Regions from separate parts of the Homo sapiens genome. Here region 2 is linked to region 1. A link is a contact called in ENCODE Hi-C or POLR2A ChIA-PET data. All regions are on one chromosome and are shown on one strand. Each heading gives the region's core, a stretch centred on a gene start or an enhancer-like site at or near the end of the contact. The rest is flanking DNA. Distances are from core to core; before and after follow the strand shown. Region 1 has its middle 220 kb from the start of LINC02742. Region 2 has its middle 150 kb from the start of LINC02742.

What was found. Hi-C counts contacts between places; a loop is a spot of excess contacts on that map. ChIA-PET counts read pairs that join two places held with the same protein, here RNA polymerase II (POLR2A). Pooled maps may share reads with other maps.
Region 2: a loop to region 1 is called in a map of endothelial cell of umbilical vein, with 10 times the contacts of the local background. The contact joins two enhancer-like sites. A Hi-C loop is called at or near these places in 2 of 168 maps with a recorded cell type or tissue (IMR-90 and endothelial cell of umbilical vein) and 3 of 50 pooled maps. POLR2A ChIA-PET finds 5 or more read pairs at or near these places in 3 of 52 experiments (AG04450, IMR-90 and PC-3).

The regions. Positions count from the first base shown.
Region 1 is chr11:29,117,105-29,121,368 of GRCh38, reverse strand. No RefSeq gene overlaps it. Among named protein-coding and RNA genes, the nearest start is that of LINC02742, 220 kb to the right of the region's middle. Within about 2 kb of position 2,133, at least 5 of the 41 ENCODE cell types and tissues checked have a DNase peak (open chromatin) inside an H3K27ac peak, as active enhancers do; they include IMR-90, PC-3 and endothelial cell of umbilical vein, where a contact is called at or near this core.
Region 2 is chr11:28,754,701-28,758,964 of GRCh38, reverse strand. No RefSeq gene overlaps it. Among named protein-coding and RNA genes, the nearest start is that of LINC02742, 150 kb to the left of the region's middle. Within about 2 kb of position 1,849, at least 4 of the 41 ENCODE cell types and tissues checked have a DNase peak (open chromatin) inside an H3K27ac peak, as active enhancers do; they include IMR-90, PC-3 and endothelial cell of umbilical vein, where a contact is called at or near this core.

The DNA.
Region 1 (4,264 bases), core at 884-3,383:
CAGCATTATTTATAATTCTCAAGATGTGGAATTAATCTAAGTGCCCATCAACCATGAATAGATGAAAAAAATGATATATATATATATATATATCACATTTATATATATACACACACACAATGAAATAATATGCAGTCTTAAAAAATAAGGAAATCCTGTCATTTGTGACAACATGGATGAAAATGTAGGACATTATGCTAAGTGAAATAAGCCAAGGACAGCAAAACAAGTATTGCCTTATCTCACATTTCTGCAATCTAGAGTTGAAACTCGTAGAAGCAGAGAGTAGAATGATGGTTACCAGGGGCTGGGGGTCAGGAGTGGAGGTTGGGGGTTGGGGAGATGTTGGTAAAAGGATACGAAATTCTAGTTAGAAAGGAGGATCGGTTCAGAAGATCTATTGTACAACATGGTGACTATGGTTAATAACAATGCATTATATACTTCAAAATTGCCAAAAGAGTGGATTTTAAATGTTCTCGCTACACAAAAATAATAAGTGTGTGAGGTAGTAGATATGTTCCTTAGCTCGACTTAGCCATTCCAAAATGTATACATACATCAAAACATCATGTTGTATACCATAAATATATATAATTCTTATAAATATATAGAGATAACTAAATAAATTTAAAAAGCATCCCTGGCCTCTATCTATTAGGTGTAAGTAGTACCCAACCAGCACCCACTTTACTTGTTACCATTAGTGACAAATAAAAATGTTTACAGACTTTGCCAAGTGCCCCTTAGGGTTCCTTGGTTGAGAATCACTGGTTTAGATATACAGCCTTCTCATTCTTAGCATTAGTATACAGCCTGAGTTCCTGTGTTTATGACTCCTCTTCCTGGAAACTGCATTTGCTTGTCTTCCAAACCCTCATTTACACCATTTCTGCCCCATCCAGTCATCCAATTCACCCTGCCTTAGAACGACCCCACTGCACGGGCTCCGCCAAAGGATCCAAACCCCTTCTCTGAGCTGATATCCGAAACCTGTCCCTGATCTGGAGACCGAGGCAGTGAAAAGCCAGCTTCTGTGATTGTGTATCATTTGGGTAGAAAAAGTCCTCATAAATCACCGGATTGTTTTGTGGGCCTTCGAGGGTGCTACTGGGAATGGCAGGGAGTGTGACTCATTCTGCTGTACTGCAGTAATATTAAAGAAAATAAATAACGGAACTGAGAAGGCATTAAGTGAGGAAATGAGGCACGGATGCGTGAGGCAGAGGTGATCCTACTGCACTGCATGTACGTGGATATTACCCAATTACTTGGGAAGCAGAACTTAGGAAGAGAACTGTGGAATCAGTTTTCTGAATGAACTGCAGAGTATACACTCAGATTGTACTGAATTCCCCAGGCAAGACTTTTCCTCTGAGCTCCCTTTCTGAATAATAAGGAAGTACATGCAATTGGGTTGTCATGGTTTGTTCTCTGTCTTAAGTACTACTGGTAATAATCATGCCTTATGTTTGTTCAGTGTTTCCTGGTTTACAGAACACATTCCCATATATTATGTCATTTCACTAACAAAGCAATCCTCTAGACAGGAGGAATCCAGCCAGGAGGAAAACAGTGTTCTAGAAGGGGTGTTTTGACAGGTTTGAGACAGCAGAGCATACTTGTGAGAGCACAGGATCTGGAATCTGAAGATTTGGGTAAGAATAACAGCTCAAAACAGCTCTGGTATCTTGACCATTAAACTGTCAAACTTTAGTGTTTCTTCTGTGGAGATAATAGCACTGCTACGAGGTATTCAATGAAATCAGACCTATAAATACTGAATACTGTACCCACCTCACCCTAGGAAACAGGCTCTTAAAAACAGTGGTGGAAGCAATCTTTAACTCAGGATAATCTGTAGATTACAAAAGTATAATAGCATATTTTATTGCATAGTAGTCAAGTATAAATGAAGACTTTAGAGTCAGGTGACCAGGGTTTGAATCTCAGCTCTGCTTCTTGTAACTGTGTCACTTGAAACAAGTTTCTCAGCCTCCCTGTGTCTTGGTTTCCTTATCCATAAAATAGGTGCTTTGGAGATTAAACAGGCTATTATATAAAAAGTTTTTATAACTGCAGTGTTTCTCTGCTTTGAGTCATCTATATAACAGTCATCCCGTATCCACAGGGGATATGTTGCAAGACCCCCCTGGATGCCTGAAACTGCAGATAGTAATAAGCCTATATATACCATATTTTTAAATGCATACATACCTATGATAAAGTTTAATTTATAAATTAGGCACAATGAGAGTTTAACAACAATAGCTAATAAAAAGAACAATTATAACAACATACTATAATAAAAGTTATGTGAAAATCAATACCTCTCTCTCTCTCTCAACCCAAATATCTTATTGTACTTATTTTTGGACCATGGTTGACCATGGGTAACTAAAACCAAGACAGTAAAACTGCTGATAAAGGGGGAGTACTGTACTTGGTAACTGTGATTACTCAGAGTTGACTTTAAGTACAGCATTATTCAAGGTGAACAACACTGGATTCTGTGACAGATGAAGTCCCAAATATAGTGGCTTCACACACTCATCTCTTTTCCTCCCTCTCTTCTTCCCTTCGTCCCTCCTTCCCTCCTTCCCTCCCTTCCTTCCCTTCCTTCCTTCCTTCCTTCCTTCCTTCCTTCCTCCTTCCATCCTTCCTTCCTTCTTTCCTTCCTTCCTTCTTTTTGACAGGCTCTCACTCACTCAGGCTGGAGTGCAGTGGCATGATCATGGGTCACTGCAGCCTCGACCTGCTGGACTCAAGCAATTCTCCCACCTCAGCCTCCCAAAGTGCTGGGATTACAGGTGTGAGCCACTGAGTCCAGCCACAATCCTATTTCTTGCTCATGTCATATTCCAAGGCAGGTTGTTGGTGTGTGTGTGTGTGTGTGTGTTGGGGTTTACTCCATGCAGAAACTCAGAGACCAAAACTCCTGCTCCTAGCATGCTATGTCTCTACCCTCCCCTAGGTCCTCAGATTTATCTCTTTGACAGATGAGGAAACCATGATTGGGTATGGGGATTCCCAAGGGTCAAGCCTAGAAGTTGAATATATTGCTTTTGTTCTCATTCCACTGTCCAGAACACAATCATATGGCCACAATTCACTCATGAGATCCTGAGAAATATAGTCTGACCATGTGCTCAACAAAAGGAGAGTTCATATATTAGAGAAAGCTATCAATCTAGCAAGTCTTGAGTTCAGGGAGTCTGTGCTTCCCAACAGCAGGCCTTGTAAAGCACAGCTCTACAAATGAGGCTCCTGTGCTATGCCATTTTTCTGACCCATGCAGTTTGTGTAGCCATTATTTTCCCATCACTCTGTAAGCAATATTTTGTGCTTCTGCAGCAGGATTGGTTTGGTCATAATCCTGATTGAGATCCAACTTGGAAACAACTTTTCCTCAGAGTTGACTTTAAGTACAGCATTATTTAAGGTGAACAACACTGGATTCTGTGACAGATGAAGTCCCAAATATAGTGGCTTCACACACTCATCTCTTTTCCTCCCTCTCTTCTTCCCTTCTTCCCTTCGTCCCTTCTTCCCTTCGTCCCTCCTTCCCTCCTTCCTTCCCTCCTTCCCTCCCTTCCTTCCCTTCCTTCCTTCCTTCCTTCCATTCTTCCTTCCTTCTTTCCTTCCTTCCTTATTTTTGACAGGCTCTCACTCTCTCACTCAGGCTGGAGTGCAGTGGCATGATCATGGGTCACTGCAGCCTCGACCTGCTAGGTGTTTAAACATCAGCTGAGGGTATGACCCATGATGTAGCAATCCAGTGCCTTGTAAAGGACCACTCACCTCCTTCTGAGGCTGAAAACTAGAGTAATAGGTTTGACCTTGACAGAGGTACAAGATCAAGGTGGATCTACAGGTAATAGCAGGCAAATGGAAATGAGCTCAAAGCCAGAAAAGTACGATCAGATCCTGGACAGATAAACATAAATTTAGAACCAGAAGGAATACTCAGACATGGTAAAAACTTCTAAAAACCTGGCAACCAGACACCTGCTAAGTAGTGAAGCCAGGAGACTGTGAAAGAATATTTAAAGATATTCTTTGGAAGAGACCCAGAAATAATACCATTCAACAAAAAAAGCACAGAGGCAGTATAAAGGAGGGAGTTAAAACATTGATTTTGTGATGTACAGCCCTGCATTCAAATCCAGTGTTCAAACTCTACCAGTTATGTGACTGGACAAGGTTCTTGATGTCTCTGAACTTGCGTGTTCCCATCAGTAAGGAGGAAATTAATAAATAACTC
Region 2 (4,264 bases), core at 600-3,099, 360 kb after region 1:
TTTTTTTTTTTTTTTTTTTGAGATGTAGTTTCGCTCATGTTGCCCAGGCTGGAGTGCAATGGTGCGATCTTGGCTCACTGCAACCTTGGCTCACCACAATCTCTGCCTCCTGGGTTCAAGTGATTCTCCTGCCTTAGCCTCCCGAGTAGCTGGGATTACAGGCATATGCCATCACGCCTGGCTAATTTTGTATTTTTAGTAGAGACAGGGTTTCTCCATGTTGGTCAGGCTGGTCTTGAACTCCCAAGCTCAGGTGATCTGCCCACTTCGGCCTCCCAAAGTGCTGGGATTACAGGCGTGAGCCACCGTGCCCAGCTGATATTGGTCCTCTTAACATATTTCAAATGTCATCAACATTATCTTATTCTTTCAATGGCAATCATGAAAAAGCAAAAATTAAATAGCTGAAATTACACAAAGACTTGGCTTTATGGATTAAATAAGAACTGACTGGGGAAAATTCCCTCACTTTCTCTGCTCTGTGTTCAGAATATATAATATCTGCTGACGCTAGGTAGTAAAAATATATATATATTTCTAAGATTAAAGTCTGGTTTACAGACATTTTGTTCACATAAGCTGTAACAAACTAGTAAAAAGTCTTACTACAAAAGTCTCCAGTAAAATACATTGGCAAATCTACTCCTAAGCCGTGGTTTACTTATCTGCTGTCAAGAAGAAAAGGTAAGTAGATATGCTGTATGAGAACCTTATAATGTATTTCCATCATACTGATATCACTTTGAGGCTATTCCATAGGGTATATATCACTCTTCTTGACTATTTACATTAAGACTCCATTTAACATTTTTTTCTTTTAGCCTTTCTGTCTTCATTAATGAAAAACGCTACATTAAGAAATTTCTGCTTGCTTTTCCTTCTTGTTTCATATAGAGACCCATGTGTAATCTGCAAAGTAGTCTGAAAAGAATGGCACAAGCAGTCAAAATATTTACATATTTCTCTGTAAAATATTTCATATAAAGATTTAACAGGCGTAAGTAAGCTATGACAAGCATGCTCACTTATCTGAAGAAAAATACTTTGAGCTGATTTTCTGGCACTGAAAGGAAAGCTGGCTAAGTGACATCTTCCTTTATGGAATGCAATGATTAAACCAATGAGTTGTGCTTTACCTTCTCCAGGAAGGTCAGTATGATATGGAGCTGCTTTCAGTGATGCCCAACATATTGCACTTGAACTTACAGAACCTGTCACTAATATCGGTAAGTAAAAGCAAGGCTTAATGTTGAGGTTAAAACAAAAATGAAAGGAATAGAGACCAAAAACAAAATAAAACTGTATGAGAATGTAAATATTATATGAATAATTTCATACAAAAACTGGGAAAACAGTGAGTGCTCCAATATTAAGAACTATCTCAGGTTTAAAGATGAGAAATGGAGTATCTCAAAACCAGGTTTTATCTATAGACTAAATACATTTTTCTCTCCTCCTAAATTGTAAGAAGAAAATAACTGGAGAATATTGCTGTGATCTCTTACAAGTTCTTTCTTCCAGCTTTGGAAGAAAGAGAAAAATAAACAGAAAATTCATTTATCTCGAAAGATAAGTATCCAAGTTCAGAAATCCCTGTTTGCTTCACAGAGGAACAAGCTCTAATCTCACAAGCTATGGAGAAGTCCCATAGATTCTCCTATATTGAAGTCATCAACATCTCACATCAGAGAGTAGTAGGTTGAAGAGTGTAAAATTATGAACACTGGCACATCGGGAAGACCACATTCCAGCCCAAATTTCTCACCCATCACAATGACCTGAACTTAACCTCTACTACTTGCCACTTTTCCTTACTTGGCAATTGAAGAAAATTCCTTTCCCTTGACATAATTACAGAAATGGAATGAGTAAGAAGTTTATAGCCTATGAATAGTATTGGTCCTACTTTGGACAAGAGGGATAACTTGGAATAAGGTTGGATCCTTACTGTGTAGCAAAAAGGCTGGCTACCACAAACTCCCCAAAAAGATTACCATAATATTGTACAGTGCCTATTGGTGAGAGGCCTCCTTGTTAGCAGCTCTGAGCATAACATTCACTCTAACCTATCTTAAATTGCACAGTTTGTAAATGCATAGGCAATAAGTCTTGTCTAACAGGATTTCAATAGCCTTGCAAATTCTACCTTTGGAAAATATTCAAACCAATAATTGTCATTCATATTCTTTACCACCTTCTACTCATCTGCACAGAACAAGAAGCCAAGCTGGGCCTCTTAGAAGACTCGGTTCTGGTTGTTCAGCTTCTGTGATTTGATTCCCTACCAGTGACAGACAGGATGGGCAAGTGAGGCAGGGCTTCCATCCTAACTTAAAGGCTCAGCATTTAAAGGGTGACAATCTGCTCATTCCAATATGTCTCTCAAAGGAGTTAGTAGTAGTTGTCAATGTTTGTTTTCAGTATGATGTTTTTCAAGGCACTTTTAAAACCAGATGGAATTGGCACCAACTTTAAAAAATTCAAATGGGGTTTTCCCTGAATTTAGAAATATCTGGTAATTTTTTTATTTTTATTTATTTATTTATTTATTTTTTGAGACAGAGTCTCTCTCTGTCATCCAGGCTGGAGTGCAATGGTGCGATCTCAGCTCACTGCAACCTCCGCCTCTTGGGTTCAAGTGATTCTCCTGCCTCAGCCTCCTGAGTAGCTGGGACTACAGGCACGTGCCACCACACCCCGGCTAATTTGTTTGTGTGTTTTCAGTAGAGATGGGGTTTCACCATGTTAGCCTGACGGTCTCAATCTCCTGACCTCATGATCCACCCGGCTCGGCCTCCCAAAGTGCTGGGATTACAGGCGTGAGCCACGGCGCTCAGCCTAAAATGTTATTTTTTAAAATAAAATAGGAAGTTAAAAAGCACTGTGTACTCTTACATTCTGCCCCAGAAATAATGGGATGGATGAATAATGGGTTGGATGAAGATTGGGCTGAAAAGAGATTTCACCTTTGGGAGGCATCTCAATACTTCATTTGAACAAGGTAAAATATTTTTCATGAAAATAACCTATGTATCAACCTGAAAGCCGGTATGTATATGGAATCAATTTAAAAGATGGAGTATAGAGTTTGAAGTCAGGATGGTCAGGGGGCTAATCGCAACTTAAACAAGTGACAGCTGTATTAATTATCTGAGCCTCTTTCTTATCAATCAGCGGGACTAGTAATAGTATATGCTGCATGAGTTGTTTGTAGATATTAAATGTGATGTCAAATATAAAGTGCCTACTTGATATTTTTGATAAGGCACTTAAAAATACATGTTTTATTTTATAGCTTAATGACAGCTAAAGAGGCAAATAAATATTGTATATGAGTCTTTGCCACAGCTGCATACCTACCTTTCAATTCCCTGAATCCTTAGGCTTCATTCACTTTATCTCACCTGGATTACTGTCCTCCTGGTGGTAGGATCATTTATTCTTTTGTCATTTACTGACAGTCCTCTGTGTACCAGGCACTGTGCTATGGTCTCAGAGGGCAAAAAGTGCCATACATTCTGTACTCTCTGTCTTCAAGGAGCTACGCTTCAGGTGGTGGTGAGGTAAGCAGTGGCTTCTGATAGCTTTTACAATACATACAATGATGTGTCATGATAGAGGTGTGTAGAAGCTGCTAAACTGCCTTCTTTGGGGCTGGGGGAGATAGTCAACTTCATGATGAAAACTTCTGCTGAGCTGAATGTGATTTCAGAATTAATAGCACAAAGGACAGCAATATTCAAAGACAGAGACTCCTGCAAGAACAAGGTGTTCAGTTTGGTTGGAATGCAAGAAAGGTTTCATAAAGTAGTAGTAAGTGAATGGGGAGGGGTGTCATCTTCTGAAATTACTAACTTACAAAGATAGAATAAACTTGACTGACTGAAATAAAAGCAATCATATCAGCAGTCATTGCATATTATTTGTTATGTGTCAGGACACTTTTCCATATTAACTCATTCAATGCTTAGAAACACCCTATGATGTAAATATCATGACTGTATTATCATCATTTCACACATTAAAAAAAAAAAAAACCTGAGGTACATAAAGGTTTAGCTGTTTGCCCAAGGATATCCCACTAGTAAGTAGCAGAGCTGAGATTCAAACTGAGTCAGTCTAGGTCCTGAGCTGGAGTCTCATCACAACCATATTCTGCCTCTTTTGTTTTTGCATTATTAGTTACAGAAGCTTGTATCCCAAAAGATAAATGATGAGAGCCCATGGCATATGACTGGCCTCCAGCTACAGTGGCCTTATCAGC